2 separate regions of the Homo sapiens genome follow, and region 2 is linked to region 1. A link is a contact called in ENCODE Hi-C or POLR2A ChIA-PET data. All regions are on one chromosome and are shown on one strand. The core of a region is the stretch at or near the end of the contact, and the rest is flanking DNA. Distances in the headings are between cores, read along the strand shown.

Region 1 (4,561 bases), core at 1,749-4,248:
TCACTTAAAAAAATTAACAGGTAAGTTATATTTTTGCTTCCAGGTCTCTATTGGAATGAAAATATTACCTTGTATTTTACCACAGCAAATACACAAAGCTACATTTGTAATTTATTGTGTCCCATCATAACATTAAAAGTATCAAACTCATTCTGTGCTCTGGATAGAAAAGGTCCCTACCGGTTTGATGTCTCGATGCAAGAATCCCACAGAATGAATGCTTTCAATAGACTCCAAAATCTGTCTACCCAGCCGGAGAGTGGTACTAATGGTGAATGTGCCTCGGGACTGGCTACGGCGAAGATCTGCCAGATTCCGACCCTATGGAAATCAAATAAACACTTTCAAATACAGTACTAAAACTATAGTATAAGAGAAGACTGGGAAACTACTCACTTACCATTAAAAGATGTTTTCAGCAAAATAGCAAGAATTTTTTTTTTTTTTGAGAGGGAGTTTCACTCTTGTTGCCCAGGCTGGAGTGCAATGGTGCGATGTCGGCTCACTGCAACCTCCACCTCCCGGGTTCAAGCGATTCTCCTGCTTCAGCCTCCCGAGTAGCTGGGGTTACAGGTGCATGCCATCATGCCCAGCAAATTTTTCTATTTTTAGTAGAGACAGGGTTTCACCATGTTGGTCAGGCTGGTCTCGAACTCCTGACCTCAGGTGATCCACCTGCCTCAGCCTCCCAAAGTGCTGGGATTACAGGCATGAACCACTGCACCCAGCCAATAGCAAGAATTTTACCCAAATTGTGATCCTCTCACTCAACAGATCTCTTAATCACACGAATGTTTCAGACAAGTTTTAGAAAAACCAGATTTTTAGCATATCATGTTTCTGATTCATGTTTCCCTTTATCTCTGAAGTCATAACAAAAAAGTCTTGATTATTTAAAATATAAGTAATCAAATATATAATTTATATTATTTACATTTATATTTATTTATTTAAAATATGTGATCAGGCCAGGAGCAGTGGCTCACGCCTGTAATCCCAGCACTTTGGCAGGCTGAGGTGGGCGGATCATGAGGTCAGGAGATTGAGACTATCCTGGCTAACACGGTGAAACCCTGTCTCTACCAAAAATACAAAAATTTAGCCGGGTGTGGTGGTACGCGCCTGTAGTCCCAGCTACTCGGGAGGCTGAGGCAGAAGAATCACTTGAACCAGGGAGGCGGAGGTTGCAGTGAGCCAAGATCACGCCACCGCACTACAGCCTGGGCAACAGAGCGAGACTCCATCTCAAAAAAAAAATGTATATATGTGTGTGTGTGTGTGTGTGTGTGTGTGTGATCAAGTATATAGAATGCATATACATACAAAGGGCACTAATTCCTCATTACTGCCTAACATATATTCTCATACAAGCTACTTAACTTTCTTCAATCAGTTTCCTCATAAAAACAAGCTAATAAAACCTACCTCACAGAGCTCTGTGAGGATTAAACAAGACCTATATTTAAAGTTTTTTTGTGTGTTTTTTGTTTTTTAAATAGAGATGGAGTCTCGCTATGTTGATCAGGCTGGTCTCAAACTCCTTGTCTCCCATCTCAGCCTCCTGACATGCTGGGATTACAGGTGTGAGCCACCATGCCTGGCCCCATATAAAGTTTTTAGAATACTGTGTGGTACACAACAGGTACTCAACATATGCTAACTATTGTTATTATGACCAAACATTATATGACAAACATTCAATTTACTTGTAGAAGTATATAAAAGCAATGAATACATCCAGCGTCTGCCATTCATGATTGCACTGAAGCTTCACAGTACCCTAAATAGAAGCTGTTCCTGTGTCTGTTTTACAGATAAGGAAACTGAGGTTCAAAGAGGTTAAATAATGTTAATCTGTTAATGTAAAGCTGTTTTCCAAATCTAACTCTGACCCCAAAGTGCTCTTCTTTTACAGTCCTCTTTCACAGAGCTTTTCTACAGACTTTTTCATGATGCTGCTCCACCAAGGTTCCTTGCTGCTTAGGTAACAAACCAGTAATCTGAAAAGGAGAGCAGGACCATGGCCCTGCAGCACTACCTCCCAAAGACTGGCTCTCCTATCGCAAGGGGATTTAAATATCCCAATCTATTCCCACAATTTTATAATATATCTTTAGGGGTACTATGTGACTAATATCATCACTTCATCTAAAGACAATTGATTCACTTTTGAAAAGTAATAAACTCTTAGATTAATATTATTCAAAATAAAATACGAAGTACTCCTCAAGTAACAGTTTAAAAGTTACAGTAAAGTCAGGATCCTTTCATACTTCGTACCTTCTTTTTTAAATGCAGCTTTCTCATAATATAAATTAATTGGGATTTACCATAGTTATTATTTTTAATGGAAATTTGTTGTTCCCTGCACCTGTAGCGAACGTTAAATAAGTGACAGTCTACAGCAGTGAACTGTATAACCACATGAGAGTACCTAATAACTTTTATTAGCATTCCAATAGTTTTTTCTTCAAAAATCAAAATTGTGATGCCGAAAATATACCTAAAATTGAAATTTTATTTGTAAACAGCTTTCACCACAAAAACTTTCAAAAGGAAATCAATTAAATTTTATTTATGACATTAGTAATACTTTAAAAGATTTAAATATTTTAAAATATAAGCCTAACATATCAACTCACAAAATCTGAGAAGGTAAACACAAAACTGATAAGAGTATGGGGTAAAGTGTTATTAACATGGTAAAAACATGCAGGTACGCACTAAATTATACTTTAAATACTGCTAATGAATTATTATTTGTTACAAAGAAAAACCGAAAACACCCTATACAATAGTCCATGGTTATACATGGTTTTACTTTATCCATGGTTTTACTTTGCTGGTTTCAGTTACCCACAGTCAACCGTGGTCCGAATATATTAAATGGAATATGCCAGAAATAAGCAGTTAATAAGTTTTACTTTACAGGCCATTCTGAGTAGTGTGATGAAATCTCATACCATCCTGCTCCGTCAGGCCCAGGACGTGAATCACCCCTTTAGTCCAGCGTATCCACATGTTGTTACCTGCCCATTAATCACTTAGTGGCCCAATCAGTTACCCAGATGTCCAGGGTTCAGTATGATCTGTGGTTTTAGGCATCCACTTGGGGCCTTAGAAAGTATCTCCTCAGATAAGGGGGTACTATTGTAAGTACATTAATAAGTGAATAGTTACATAAATAATAGTACAGTCATCTTACTGACTGATATGCAGTCATTCAAAAAATGAAGAATCAAGAACTTATGAACACAAAGAAGAAAACATCAGACACTGGGGTCTACTGGACGGGGAGGATTGAAGGAGGGAGAGGAGCAGAAAAGATAACTAGTGGGTACTGAGCTTAATACCTGGGTGATGTAATATTACATACAAAAAAAAACCCATGACACATGTTTATCTATGTAACAAACCTTCACATGTACCCCCAAACCTAAAATAAAAATCTTTTAAATAAAATAAAATGTCACAAGCCACCAAATTTTGTAAAAAAAAAAAAAAAAAAAAAAGGAAGAGGACTATATATAGTAATGTGGAATGAATAAAAGAAGCAAGTTCATTTCTCTATAAATTTACAAGATCTCAATAAAAATGCAAGTGAATTGCTAAATTGAAGACATGAAACATACCCAAAAGGAGAAAAAATAATATAATGAACCTTCATGTATCTACTGGTCACCCAGAATTAATAATTATCAATTCATGGCCAGTCTTGTTTCATTATTATTCACCTCCCCATCCATATCCTCTCCCCTCCCACCCACATGTACTGAATTATTTTCATGTAAATTCTAACCATATAATTTCATCTATATACATTAAAAATTGTCGGCCAGGTGTGGTGGCTCACATCTATAATCCCAACACTTTGGGAAGCCAAGGCAGGAGGATCACTTGAGCCCAGGAGTTCAAGACCAGCCTGGGCAACATACTGAGACCTCATCACTACAAAATATTAAAAAGTTAGGGCCAGGCATGGTGGCTCACATCTGCAATCCCAGCACTTTAAGAGGCCAAGGCAGGCGGATCACGAGATCAAGATATCGAGACCATCCTGGCCAACATGGTAAAACCCCGTCTCTACTAAAAATACAAAAATTAGCTGGGCGTGTTGGCAGCGCGTGCCTGTAGTCCAGGCTACTCGGGAGGCTGAGGCAGGAGAATCACTTAAACCCGGGAGGTGGAGGTTGCAGTGAGCCGAGATCACGCCATTGCACTGCAGCCTGGGCGACAGAGAGAGACTCTGTCTCAAAAAAACAAAACAAAACAAAACAAAACAAAATTAGCTGGGCATGGTAGCAGACACTTGTAGTCCCAGCTACTCAGGAAGGTGTGGTAAGAGGATCACTTGACCCCAGGAGGTAGAGGCGGAAGCGAGCTGTGATCACTCCACTGTGCTCCAACCAGAGCAAGACCCCATCTCAAAAAAAAAAAAAGGGGGGGGGTGTATAAAAGGAAAGAGATAAAAATGTAAGTAGAAGTTATTAGCAATTATATCATTGTAAATTTGAATTAGAAACATCGATATGAACCATGGCATAATTTCTCATTTTTTAAA
Region 2 (4,471 bases), core at 1,094-3,593, 58 kb after region 1:
ACCACACCTGACCCCCGTGACTGTATCTCTCTGATACACCTGACATTCACTCCATTTCCCCATATTTCCTTCTTTCCTGTTCCTCACCCAGAACACACTTGGTTTATCGATGGCAGTCCAACCAAGCCTAATCGCCACTCACAAGCAAAGGCAGGCTATGCTATAGTAGCTTCCATATCTATCATTGAGGCTACTGCTCTGCCCCCTCCACTACCTCTCAGCAAGCCGAACTCATTGCCTTAACTCGGGCCCTCACTCTTGCAAAGGGACTATGCATCAATATTTATACTGACCCCATATCCTGCACCACCATGCTGTTATGGGCTGAAAAGTTTCCTCACTACACAAGGGTCCTCCATCATTGATGTCTCTTTAATAGAAACTCTTCTCAAGGCCTCTTTACTTCCAAAGGAAGCTGGAGTCATTCACTGCAACGGCCATCAAAAGGCATCAGATCCCATCGCTCAGGGCAACACTTATGCTGATAAGGTAGCTAAAGAAGCAGCTAGCATTCCAACTTCTGTCCCTCATGGCCAGTTTTTCTCCTTCTCATTGGTCACTCCTATTTACTCTCCTACTGAAGTTTCCACCTATCAATCTCTTCTCACACAAGACAAATGGTCCTTGGACCAAGGACAATATCTCTTTCCAGCCTCACAGGCCCATTCTATTCTGTCTTCATTTCATAATCTCTTCCATGTAGGTTATAAGCCACTAGCCCACCTCTTAGAACCTCTCATTTCCTTTCCATCATGGAAATCTATCCTCAAGGAAATCACTTCTCAGTGTTCCATCTGCTATTCTACTACTCCTCAGGAATTATTCAGGCCCCCTCCCTTCCCTACACATCAAGCTCAGGGATTTGCCCCTGCCCAGGACTGGCAAATTGACCTTACTCACATGTCTTGAGTCAGGAAACTAAAATACCTCTTGGTCTGGGTAGATACTTTAACTGGATGGATAGAGGCCTTTCCCACAGGATCTGAGAAGGCCACCGTGGTCATTTCTTCCCTTCTGTTGGACATAATTCCTCAGTTTGGCCTTCCCACCTCTATACAGTCCAATAACAAACCGGCCTTTATTAGTCAAATCACCCAAGCAGTTTCTCAGGCTCTTGGTATTCAGTGGAATCTTCATACCCCTTACCGTCCTCAATCTTCAGGAAAGGTAAAACGGACTAATGGTCTTTTCCCAAAAACTCGCCAACCAAGCAAGTAATTACGCTAAACCCCCTTGGGCAGTCTCTAAGTGGATGTCTTGGGTCCTCCCAATTCTTAGTCCTTTAATATCTATTTTTCTCCTTCTTTTATTCAGACCTTGTATCTTCCGTTTAGTTTCTCAATTGATACAAAACCGCATCCAAGCCATCACCAATCATTCTACACGACAAATGCTCCTTCTAACAACCCCACAATATCACTCCTTACCCCAATATCTTCCTTCAACTTAATCTCTCCCACTCTAGGTTCCCACGCCACCCCAATCCCACTTAAAGCAGCCCTGAGAAACATTGCCCATTATCTCTCCATACCACCCCCAAAATTTTTCGCCACTCCAACACTTCACTATTTTGTTGTATTTTTCTTATTAATATAAGAAGACAGGAATGTCAGGCCTCTGAGCCCAAGCTATGCCACCATATCTCCTGTGACCTGCACGTATATATCCAGATGGCCTGAAGCAACTGAAGATCCACAAAAGAAGTGAAAATTGCCTTAGATGATGACATTCCACCATTGTGATTTGTTTCTCCCCCACCCTTAAGAAGGTTCTTTGTAATTCTCCCCACCCTTGAGAATGTACTTTGTGAGATCCACCCCCTGCCTGCAAAACATTGCTCCTAACTCCACCACCTATCCCAAAACCTGTAAGAACTAATGATAATCCCACAACCCTTGCTGACTCTCTTTTCGGACTCAGCCTACCTGCACCCAGGTGAAATAAACAGCCTTGTTGCTCACACAAACCTGTTTGGTGGCCTCTTCATATGGACATGAGACAATAAGCATATCCATATGTTGTGAGGGTAGTGTATCCTAACTTCATGAGGAAAGAAACTCCTGCTCTGAGGATCCTTCCAGACTTTGCCCTATGTATCTCTTCACCTGTATCCTCATTTATATCCTTATTAGATAATAAACCAGTAAGCATAAATGAAGTGTTTTCCTGAGTTCTGAGAGCCATTCTAGCAAATTGCACTTCTCTGTCATTTGCCAGAAGTATTCAGTATAGTAGTAAGAACAGTTTATTTTTTCCTATCTTACATTTTTGTGTCAGAGGATTGGTATTCATTTCCAAATTCCTGGCAGTGCTTGGAATTTCCTAAGTGATATGAATGCCTTTGTTATGCTAATGAAGTGACTCCAAGCTTCAGGATGGGGGCTGTCACCTGAAAGCATATGACTACATGACTAGAACCTTCATCTCCACCTCCCAACTTCCAGGAAAAGAGTTACTAGTGATTGAGTTCAATCACATGGCCAATGATTTAATCAACCATGCCTACGTAATAAGCTCTTTTTGTTTGTTTTTTGAGATGGAGTCTCACTCCTTTTGCCCAGGATGGAGTGCACTGGCGCAATCTTGGCTCACTGCAACCTCTGCCTCCAGGGTTCAAGCGATTCTCCTGCCTCAGCCTTGTGAGTAGCTGGGATTACAGGTGTGCACCACCACGCCCGGCTAATTTTTTTGTATTTCTGGTAGAGACGGGGGGTTTTACCATGTTTGGCCAGGCTGGTCTTGAACTCCTGACCTCAGGTGATCCACCCACCTCGGCCTCCCAAAGTGCTGGGATTACAGGCGTGAGCCACCATGCCCGACTTTTTTTTTTTTTTTTTTTTTTAAGAGATGGGGTCTCACTGTCGCCCCGGCTGGAGTGCAGTGGTGCAAACATAGCTCATTGCAGCCTCAAACTCCTGGGCTCAAGCAGTACTCCCATCTCAGCTTCCCAAGTAGCTAGACTACATGCATGTGCCACCACACCCAGCTCATTTTACTTTTTTGTAGAGACAGAGTCTGGGTATGTTGCCCAAGCTGGTCTTGAACTCCTAGACTCAATCGATCCTCCCACCTCAGTCTCCTAAAGTGCTGGGATTACAGGCATGAGCCACTGTGCCCAGCCCTGAACTCTGTATATTAAAAACTCTGTAAATCTTAAATTCAGCTGGATAAAAAAGAAAAAAAAAAACAAACTCTGAACTACAAGGCTCAGGGAGCTTCCTGGTTGGTGAACATACTGATGTACCAAGAGGGTGGTGTACCCTGGCTCCACAAGTAGAGAAGCTCCCGTGCTTGGGAGCCTTACAAACTTATCATATAGTCCTCTTCATCTGATTGTTCATTTGTATCCTTTATAATAAAAAGGTAATTTTAAGTATAGCACTTTCATGAACTCTGTGAGTCATTCTAAGCAAATTATTAAACCCAAGGGGATTGTGGGAAGGCCCAAACTTATACTCAACCAGGGAAAATTTGAGTGGCTTGTGGCTCCAGTCTGAAGTGAAGGCAGCTTTGTGGGACTGAGCCCTGTAACCTGTGAGGTCTGCATTAACTTGACGCAATTAGTGACAGAATTAAAGCGAATTATAGGACACCCAGATGATGTCAGTGAACTTAATCAAAAACAACCATCAAACAACTGGAACTGACATTTACAGAACACTCCACCCAACAAAAGTGGAATACACATTCAAACTCACAAGGAACGTACACCAAAAGACTATATAATATCCCAGGTCACAAAACAAATTTTGCAAATTTAAAAGAACGGAAATCATACATACTATGCTCTCTGATAACAAGCTAGTATATTCTAGCTTAATGTTATTAAGCTAGAAATCAATAACGGCAAGATAACAAGAATACAAACACTTGGAAATTAAACTATAACAACAGGGCAAGGTGCCTGATTTTTATATAAATAACACTTTATTGGAACTAAGCCATGCTCATTCATTTATATGTTGTGTATGGCTGATTTTATACTACTAGAGCAGAGTTAAATAACTGCAACACAGACGGTATTACACTTAGGCCTAACATATTTATTATTTGGACCTTTAATAAAATGTTTGGCTGGGCACGGGGGCTCACACCTGTAGTCCCAGCATTTTGGGAGGCCGAGGCAGGTGGATTGATTGAGCTCAGGGGTTCAAGACCAACCTAAGCAACATGGCAAGACACTGTCTCCACAAAAAATATAAAAATTAGCCAGGTGTGTGGCACTCATCTGTGGTCCCAGCTACTCAGAAGGCTGAGGTGGGAGGATCTCTTGAGCCAGGAAGTTGAGGCTGCAGTGAGCTGTGATTGTAAGACTGCACTCTAGCCTGGATGACAGAGCAAGACCCTGTCTCAAAAAAAAAAAAAAAAAAAAAAAAGCCGGGCACGGTGGCTCACGCCTGTAATTTCAGCACTTTGGGAAGCTGAGGCAGGCGGATCACCTGAGGTCAGGAGTTCAAGACCAGCCTGGTCA

What was found. A loop is a pair of places that touch in the nucleus more often than their neighbours do. ChIA-PET counts read pairs that join two places held with the same protein, here RNA polymerase II (POLR2A). Pooled maps may share reads with other maps.
Region 2: a loop to region 1 is called in a pooled map, with 1.9 times the contacts of the local background. The contact joins two enhancer-like sites. A Hi-C loop is called at or near these places in 2 of 168 maps with a recorded cell type or tissue (chondrocyte and posterior vena cava), 1 of 37 single-sample maps with no recorded cell type and 4 of 50 pooled maps. POLR2A ChIA-PET finds 5 or more read pairs at or near these places in 3 of 52 experiments (HCT116, MCF 10A and T-cell).

What each region holds. Positions count from the first base shown.
Region 1 is chr15:42,829,758-42,834,318 of GRCh38, forward strand. It overlaps TTBK2 (tau tubulin kinase 2), which reads right to left. Exons shown (of 15, transcript NM_173500.4): 5 at 181-321. Among named protein-coding and RNA genes, the nearest start is that of TTBK2, 89 kb to the right of the region's middle. Within about 2 kb of position 2,999, at least 2 of the 41 ENCODE cell types and tissues checked have a DNase peak (open chromatin) inside an H3K27ac peak, as active enhancers do.
Region 2 is chr15:42,888,353-42,892,823 of GRCh38, forward strand. The region is part of intron 1 of TTBK2 (tau tubulin kinase 2); the gene reads right to left. Among named protein-coding and RNA genes, the nearest start is that of TTBK2, 30 kb to the right of the region's middle. RefSeq lists an enhancer at 1,129-2,001. Within about 2 kb of position 2,344, at least 2 of the 41 ENCODE cell types and tissues checked have a DNase peak (open chromatin) inside an H3K27ac peak, as active enhancers do.